Regions from separate parts of the Homo sapiens genome. Here region 2 is linked to region 1. The links are chromatin loops, found by intact Hi-C in ENCODE. Cell type or tissue: transverse colon. All regions are shown on one strand. Links, peaks and the distances in the headings refer to the core of each region. The heading gives the core; the rest is flanking DNA. Region 1 overlaps FBP2 (fructose-bisphosphatase 2). Region 2 overlaps FBP1 (fructose-bisphosphatase 1).

Region 1 (4,392 bases), core at 304-4,303:
AAAGTTGAAAAGACAATGCTATCTTGTGTTTACCAGGCTGAATTAAAATGAACTCTCTTATTATTAGTGGTAAAAGTATAAATTGATGCACTCTTTCTGGAGGACAATTTTTCAATATGTATCAAAAGATTTTTACCCAATTATTTAATTATTGGGAATTTATCTTGGGAAAATGATCAGAGAATTGTGTATTTATGCAGTAGATTGTTAATCTCAGGTTGCCTTGTTTTTCAAAAGGATAAAAAGAGAATATTAGAAACAACTCCACATGCATACATTTGACAACTTAGATGAAACGAACCAATGTCTCAAAAACTACAATACTCTAACTCACCCAATATAAAATAGATACTTTGAATGGCTATCTACAGGGCTCAATACTATTAAGAAACTCATGCCCAAGAAAAGAAATCTCCAGGCTCAGATGGTTTACTGGAAAAACATAACAAATATTCACAGATTATTCAGTCTCTTCCAGAAAAGATAATAGGAAGGAACACTTCCCAATTCATTTTATGAAACCAGTGTTATCCTGATACAAAAACCAGACAAAGATTGTTCAAAAAAATACCACAGACCAATATTCCTTATCAATAAATGCAAAAACTCTTAACAAAATATTGGCAAATAGAATTCAACAATACATAAAATAAATTATACACCATGGCTGAGTGGGGTTTATTCTGGTGATGGAAGACTGATCCAGTATTCATAATCAGTCAGTGTAATCCACCATATCAACAGGCTAAAGAAGAAAAATCACATAATCGTATCTATTGATGGAGAAAAAACATTTGAACAAATTCAACACTCATTCATTATTTAAAAAAGAAACTTGCTGAGGTAGGAGGATTGCTTGAGGCCAGGAGTTTGAGACCAGCCTGGGCAACATAGCAAGACCCCCATCTCAAAAAAGACATTAGCTGGAGAGGGGGGTGGTAGTGCATACCCGTAGTCCCAGCTACTCAAGAAGTTGAGATGGGAGGATGACTTAAGCCCAGGAGTTGGAGGCTGCAGTGAGCCATGACCAAGCCACTGCACTCCACCCTGGGCAACAGAGCAAGACCCTGTCTCTGAAAAAACAGAAAGTCTTAGAAAACAAGAAATAGAGGAGGAGCGTCCCTTAACTCTATCAAGTACATCTACAGCTAGCATTACATTTAATGGTGAAAGACTGAATGCTTATACTCTAAGATCAGTAACAAAGCAAGGATGTCCTCACTCGCCACTGTTACCCAACATATGTAATCCTGAAAGTTGTAGCCAGCACAATAAGGCAAGGAAGATGATGAAACACATACAGATTGGAAAGCAGGTAATAACACTGTTCTTGCAGACGACATGATGGTCTATGTAGAAAATCCCAAGGAACCTACAAACAGAAAACCAAAACACTTCTAGAACTAGTGAGTTTAGCAAGGTCACAGGATACAAGATCAAGATACAAAATCAACTAGATTTCTATATATTAGCAATAAACTAATTCGTAATTATAATTACATTTTAAAATATGTGCTATTTACAATCACACAAAAAATGGAACAGTATAAATCCAAAAAATGTGTATAGGATTCTTATGCTGAAAATCACTGCATGTATGCATGTATATATGTGTGTGTGTAAACTCATGTGTGTGTTGTGTGTGTGTGTGAATTAAATGCAATATCTGTGGACTGGATTGTGCTAGGTGATGGGTAAACAGACAGGAACAAGACGGAGTTGGTACTTGCCACCAAGTTGCTCACAGTCTAGCTGGGAAGTCAGACACTAAGCCCGTGAATGAAAATGTGTTGGGAGCTTCAGAGAAGCAGCTCTGAGTGCTCATGGCGTCAAGCGCTGGAAGACCAGACCATGAGGTCAGAACATGGAGGCAAGAACATTCGGGTTTACAAAGCTTCTACGTACATCACAACAATGCTGTACTCCAGTTCTAGGTTTCTGGAGGAGAGACTCACATTGGGCCAGTTTGAATCACTAATCTATGAATCTATCCTTGACCCCATCAAATAAGTGTGCGTGTGTGTGTGTCGTGGGAGACGGGGTAACTCAATACAAATGTAGCAGCTAAGAGTCCCCATTTTGGATAAGGGGGTGAGGAAGAATCATTTTGCACCGGTTGGATGTACCAAGGGCCACAGAAGGACCAGAAGGAGCACCAACATTTAAGGAATCAGAGGAAGAGGTGCTGCCGGGAAGAGAGGCAAGTGAGAAGGAGCATCCACAGAGTCAGAGAGAAAGGCAGAATCAGGGCTTCCTGCTGCTGGGCGAGTTGTGCAGCCGCTCCAGCTGCAGTAGGTTGTTAATCTTAGGTGGTTTTGCTCTCAGAGTTCTCCCTCTGAGCCATGGAGGTGATGGTGCTATCTGCCCCAAAGGGCTGTTGAGTGTGCAGAGTGAGACACTGCACGCTCAGCTCAGTGATCTGAGTTGTGAGTATCGTGGCTTGGGAACATGGCTTATGATGAAGAGGGGCTACGGTTTTAGCATCTGGGAGTGCTTTTCTTGTCAGGCTACAGACACATGCGTTTGGAAAACAGGAAGGAAGAAGTCCAAGAATGGCCTTTGCCATGGCTCAGCTAGAACTGTTGGCAACATGGCCACTCGTTTCCTCTGGATGGATTTGCAGCAGCTTAAAATTCAAAGAACCGCGCTTCCTTCAGTGATTCGAGGAGATCTGAAGCCCAGGCCCCTGGCAAAGTGTTCTCTCCAGAGACAACAATAACACATGGCATTTATCCCTCTCTTCCACAGACCTCAGAGGATGAGCCTTCTGAAAAGGATGCCCTGCAGTGTGGCCGCAATATTGTGGCCGCAGGTTATGCGCTGTACGGTAGTGCAACCCTGGTGGCTCTCTCCACAGGGCAAGGCGTGGACCTCTTCATGCTTGACCCGGTAGGTACAGAATATGGCATCATCTGTGCCTGGGGACTCCATGGGCCTCTGTGCCTTAATGCCAGTTCTCTGCGATAATGTCCTGGTTATTCCTAATACTTGTTTTGGGGACCAGGGGTCCTGAGAGCCTAGTTTGGGGAGCCAAAACCATCATCAGAAACCATGAAGGGCCTCTGTCCCAGTGAGGGCACTCGGGGGGAGGAGTGTCCTGCAGAGCCAGTTGCATCAACTCAGGCCCTCTCCTTAAGGAGCTCATTTTCCAAAAATGCACTCAATCTCTTTGGCTTATGAGAATGCCATGATTTAAGAATCACAATGCTGCAAATTTCCAGCAGAAGCATGGGTTCGTTAGAGCAGCACCATCCAGTAGAATGCTCCATGAATTTCACTTTTAAATGCTGGATGGCTTGCCCATCAATTGTGAAATGCTTTGCCAAGTATACTGAGGTCTTGTGAAAACTCAGATAATATCCACCAAAGAACACGTCAAAACCTCTTGTTCACTTAGACCAAAAGGTTAAGTATTTAAGTTTTTGATTTACAGCTGTTTATTGAGCATCTACTGTGTCCCAAAGCACCACTCCAGACAGCGGAGATGGAGCATTGATCAAACACACATGACAGCCCTTGTGGAGTTCACGTGTTAGTGCACATGTGTGGAGAGAGGGGTTTGCAAAATTTCAAAATGACATGGAGTTAACTTACAAAACAGAGTTTACAGTATGGAAACCCAGAAACTTTTCAAATAGAATCTTTTCACCTGTATGCCCATTAGACCAAGACCCATTGCTGTGTCAGTTTGCTAATGCCCCAATTTCCCTTTATGTTCAAAGAAGCTGGCAAACCCTGAGAAATTCTATGGCTTGCAAATATTACCCTCAGACAATAAAACACCCTTTCTAAAGTTGTTGTAGAATAACAGCTAAGAGTTAGATAATTCTTCGTAAGTGGTAGGAATGTAAAGTACCTGTCCTATGAAATTTACATCTATTAATGCATTTAAATGTCACAGTGGCCCTATGAGATATGTCCTACAATTATTCCCATTTTCAGATGGGGAAAGTGAGGCGTAGAGAGAGTGAGTAACTTGCGCAAGGTCAAGCTAGTGACTGGTGTCAGGAGTCATGCTCCAGCAGTCTGTGCTTTAATTACTCTACCACACTAAATTTCCAACACAACTGCTCTTGAGTACAAGCAAAATATCTCCATGAACATTCTGAGCAGTTCTAAAGGTGATGGGAGATGCTTTGACTCAGGGACCCAATTCAAAGATTCCCAGGCACAGACAGAGCCTCTGTTTTCTGCCCTCAGTCATGAAAGCAGGGCCCAGTCTGGACATAGGTGGGCACCAGAGCTTGTCAACATGACAGAAGGAAGAGATGAACCATAGCATCTTTCCGGATCTCTATGTATTAGCCTGAAACCCCTTTGGATCACATCTCCCTACTAAAAAGGACATTTGAGCAAAGACCCAGTGCACAAAGCTTAGTGCCTGTTTGACAT
Region 2 (4,392 bases), core at 239-4,238, 51 kb before region 1:
TGCCAAGGGTAGGAGCCATCTGAGACTCTTGGAATGGCAGTGGGGAGGGCTGGCTGGTGGTCATGATTTGCTAAGTCACCCACCCTGACACTGACTGTAACCTCTCGTAGGTCTGGGCATGATCTGGGGCAACAGAAGTTGCTTCTCACTTTAATCTGGCCAACTGCTGAGTCTGCAAGCTCGGAAAATGCAGTCCACTGCATGAGGAAATAGCCTACTTTCATTTAATCCCACAAAACAAGTCACGGTGCCCCTGTGTTTGGGACACAGTTACAGGATAACTTGTCTGTCTCTGGGTGGTGGGGCTGGCCCAGGAGTACTGCAAATCAGAGCCATCCTTACAAGGACTTTCTCCCTCCGGTCTCCTCTCTCTGAATTTAGATGCTTCCTGGATCCAGGCATCACAGGAAAAAGACCTCAGGCTTTACAAAATTACTTGTATAAATGTGCACATAGTACCCACTCCCTTCCATTTGGAAATATGTGAAAAATGTACTTACTGTTTCCTTTGGCTAAATTGCTAACAAACAGCTCTTCTCTGGAGTCATTACTAGCTGACTTATTTGGGCTTCTTTAGGGCTTTTTCATTTCCTCCCATTCTTTCTTTTTTTTATTTTTTTGAGACAGCGTTTCGCTCTTGTTGCCCAGGCTGGAGTGCAATGGTGCGATCTCGGCTCACTGCAACCTCCGCCTCCTGGGTTCAAGGGATTCTCCTGCCTCAGCTTCCCAAGTAGCTGGGATTACAGACATGTGCCACCACGCCCAGCTAATTTTTATGTATTTAGTAGAGATAGGACTTCACCATATTGGTCAGGCTGGTCTCAATTTTCTGACCTCAGGGGATCCACCCGCCTTGGCCTCCCAAAGTGCTGGGATTACAGGCGTGAGCCACCGTGCCTGGCCCATTTCCTCCTGTTCTTTTTTTTTTTTTTTTTTGAGATGGAGTCTCGCTTTGTCGCCCAGGCTGGAGTGCAGTGACGCAATCTCGGCTCACTGCAAGCTCCGCCTCCCGGGTTCACGCCATTCTTCTGCCTCAGCCTCCTGAGTAGCTGGGACTACAGGTGCCCGCCACCATGCCCGGCTAATTTTTTGTGTTTTTAGTAGAGAGAGGGCTTCACCATGTTGATCAGGCTGGTCTCGATCTCCTGACCTCAGGTGGATCCACCCACCTCGGCCTCCCAAAGTGCTGGGATTACAGGCATGAGCCACCGTGCCCGGCCTATTTCCTCCCATTCTTACGAAAAACATTCAAAGTACCATTCAGCTTGAATGCCCCCCTAGAGATCTTCCTGACCATCTAAATTAACCATCTAGCCTCTCATCTCCCTCTCCTGTCACCTTGTTTTTGTTTTATGTCAGCGAGCATCTGTCACTATCTGACATATCTTTTTCATTCCAAAACACTTATTTATTTCTTGTTTGTGCTCACCCCAGTAGAATATACGCTCCACAAGGGCGGGATCTGATCTACCGTGTTCGGCACTGTAACCCCAGCATCTAGAACGGTTCCCCGTGCACAGCAGGTCCCTGGTGAATATTTGTAGAATAAATGAGCACTCAGATAGCTGTCTAGGAAGATTTTGAGTAAAAGAGACCACATGGCCTGAGTGTTCCTGAGGGAAGTGCCTGAGCAGATGGGACTTGGGCCAAAAGGTAATATAGGACTTTCCTTCTGCACCTGCCTCAGTGCCTCATCCGTGTCCAGTGCCTTCGGCCCCTCTGCCCAGCCCTCCCGGCCCCCCGAGCTGTCCCTGTCAGGCTGCACCTATTAGTGCTAGGCCTTTTGTGTATGTCATCTCATGCAATCCTCTGACAGCCGCGTGGGGGCAGACTTCACTTCCCTCTTTGGACACATGTGAAAGGGAGGGAGGCTCAGAAAGAGCAGGGGAGCCTGGGAGCTGAGGCCTGGACCTGGTCTCTGCCTTGAAGCCCTTCTTCTGGTCCATCGGTGCTATTTGCCCTCCGGAATCAGAAGTGAGTTTGACAGTGGGCTGGGCACGGTGGCTCATGCCTGTAATCCCAGCACTTTGGGAGGCTGAGGTGGGTGGATCACTTGAGGTCAGGAGTTCGAGACCAGCCTGGCCAACATGGTGAAACCCTGTCTGTACTAAAAATACAAAAATTAGCTGGATGTGGTGGCATACGGCTATAGTCCCAGCTACTCAGGAGGGTGAGGCACGAGAATCGCTTGAACCTGGGAGGCGGAGGTTGCAGTGAGCCGAGATCACGCAACTGCACACCAGCCTGGACAACAGAGTGACACTGTCTCCAAAAATAAAAATAAAAATAAAAATAAAAATAATCATAAAGTGACTTTGACAGTGCAACTCTCAGGCTGGAAAGGAGAGAGCACTGCTGCTAGTGGGGTCACTGAGGGAGCTGCATTTGAGCTGGTGGGCCCTGCCAAGTCCCTCTGGCCTCCCAGATTTTGGCTGCCTTCTTCCTGCACAAGCCCCAGCCTCACAATTGGGGTCAGAAAAAGATCATGTGGAAATAGGATCGAAAGCCCAGGGACATGGGGTGGAGCTCAAAGCTCGATAGACATCTTGGTCTTTTACTCATGAAATAGGAGTGATGGGTGAAAAGAGAAGCAGCAGGAGGAGGGCTGGTGGGATGAGATGTGCTTTGCAGGCTGGAAAGGGAATGATGCCAAGAGTGGCTGAAAGACGCTGACAGGCGGGCCCGAGAAGACAGCCGGAGCTAGCTCCTGAGATAGTCAGGCCGGACCAGGCATGTGGGTTTGGATGGTTTCTAGGAGGGGCTCAGTTTTGCCCAGCCAGTCACAGCGAGTTATGTTTTGGGCAAATGCACTTGCAGGAGCTGAAGCAGTCACGGCCACTGGATCAGGGACCGTCAGTTCCCAGGCGAGCGCACATCGCCATCATGGCCAAGGGCGCGGGTGTGCCCTTACCACCCACTTTCAGAGGCTTGCTGGTGTCTTCAAAGACCCATCTTTTCCCCTTCCCACATCAAGGCTCTCGCCTTGCTCTGTGCATCCTTCCTGTGAGACGTCTCCCTCCTTTCTGTGTTCAGGGCAACCCCAGGCTATGACAACCTGCCGCTTCTGTAAGTCTAAGAAGCTAGGCTGCGTTTAGACAAGCCACTGGATTCTGGGAATTCTATAATTACTGACTTGCAGGTTGCTTAAAAATAGTGAAAACTCCAGGATCCCTGCAACTTCCATGCCCTAGGACTCCTGCCAGGGGCCCAGGGTGTCACCAAGAGAGCCCTGGCCTGGGAGTCATAGGCAGGGTCTCGCCTCCACCCTCTGCCTGGGAGTCATAGGCAGCGTCTCACTTCTACCCTCTGCCTGTGTGGAGAAGTCCACAGGAGTCTTGGGTCTGAGTTTTCTCCTCTATGAAATGAGGCAGAGGGGCCGGTTGATGCTTTGTTTCTTTTAGGGTCTTTTTAGTTATAAAGCCATAAACCCCTTGGCTTGGCTCGCAACTCAGGCTACCCCCGACCCAGGCTTCCTTGCTTGCTGGGTCTCTCTATTGATTCGTTTAACCCGTGTGTTTGGGGGCCAACACTGGTTCTTTCTGGGCAAAACCAAAAACACCCGCAAACTTTTTATGTAAAAAGCACTGAGACACATACTGCAATAAACAGATATCTACTATATCTGTAGTATTAAAAATATTTCATGGGGGAGTATGGTTGAGGAAAAAATGTTCTAAAAAGCTCCCTAGGGGAATCATAATGAAAACAAAGTTAAGAAACACTGATTTAACCACAAAAGTGTGCAGGGCACCATGACAGGTTCGAGGTGAAGAGGCAGATGATAGTATCTCCTCCTCTCTAGGGTCTGTCCAGACCTTCCTGCCTTGTTCTCCCAAGCTGATGTCCTCCTTCCTTTCTTCTAAAAATATATATATTTTTAGACGGAATCTTGCTCTGTCGCCCAGGCTGGAGTGCAGTGGTGCGATCTCGGCTCACTGCAAGCTCCACCTCCCGGGTTCACGCCATTCTCCTGCCTCAGCATCCTGAATAGCTGGGACTACAGGCGCCCGCCACCACACCCGGCTAATTTTTTGTATTTTTTTTTTTTTTTTTTTTTTTTGAGACGGAGTCTCGCTCTGTCGCCCAGGCTGGCATGCAGTGGCACGATCTCGGCTCACTGCAAGCTCCGCCTCCTGGGTTCACGCCATTCTCCTGCCTCAGCCTCCCAAGTAGCTGGGACTACAGGCACCCACCACCACACCCGGCTACTTTTTTGTATTTTTTAATAGAGACGGGGTTTCACCATGTTAGCCAGGATGGTCTCGATCCCCTGACCTCATGATCCACCCGCCTCAGCCTCCCAAAGTGCTGGGATTACAGGCGTGAGCCACCACGCCCGGCCCTTTTTTAAAAAAATTATTATTATACTTTAAGTTCTGGGATACACATGCA

Evidence for each region. Peaks named below come from ENCODE experiments on the same cell type or tissue, not always from the same donor. Only the 100,000 strongest peaks of a DNase experiment are listed, where the experiment ranks them.
Region 2: a loop joins it to region 1, with 9 times the contacts of the local background. A loop is called at or near these places in 1 of 110 quality-filtered maps.

The regions. Positions count from the first base shown.
Region 1 is chr9:94,569,959-94,574,350 of GRCh38, reverse strand. It overlaps FBP2 (fructose-bisphosphatase 2), which reads left to right. Exons shown (of 7, transcript NM_003837.4): 4 at 2,749-2,889. It overlaps PCAT7 (prostate cancer associated transcript 7), which reads right to left. Exons shown (of 3, transcript NR_121567.3): 3 at 3,414-4,392. Among named protein-coding and RNA genes, the nearest start is that of PCAT7, 17 kb to the right of the region's middle. In transverse colon, for the core only: no CTCF peak of the experiment used is centred there; no DNase peak of the experiment used is centred there.
Region 2 is chr9:94,620,882-94,625,273 of GRCh38, reverse strand. The region is part of intron 1 of FBP1 (fructose-bisphosphatase 1); the gene reads left to right. Among named protein-coding and RNA genes, the nearest start is that of FBP1, 16 kb to the left of the region's middle. In transverse colon, for the core only: a CTCF peak has its summit at 1,829; a DNase peak (open chromatin) is centred at 1,823; H3K27ac peaks cover 267 bases.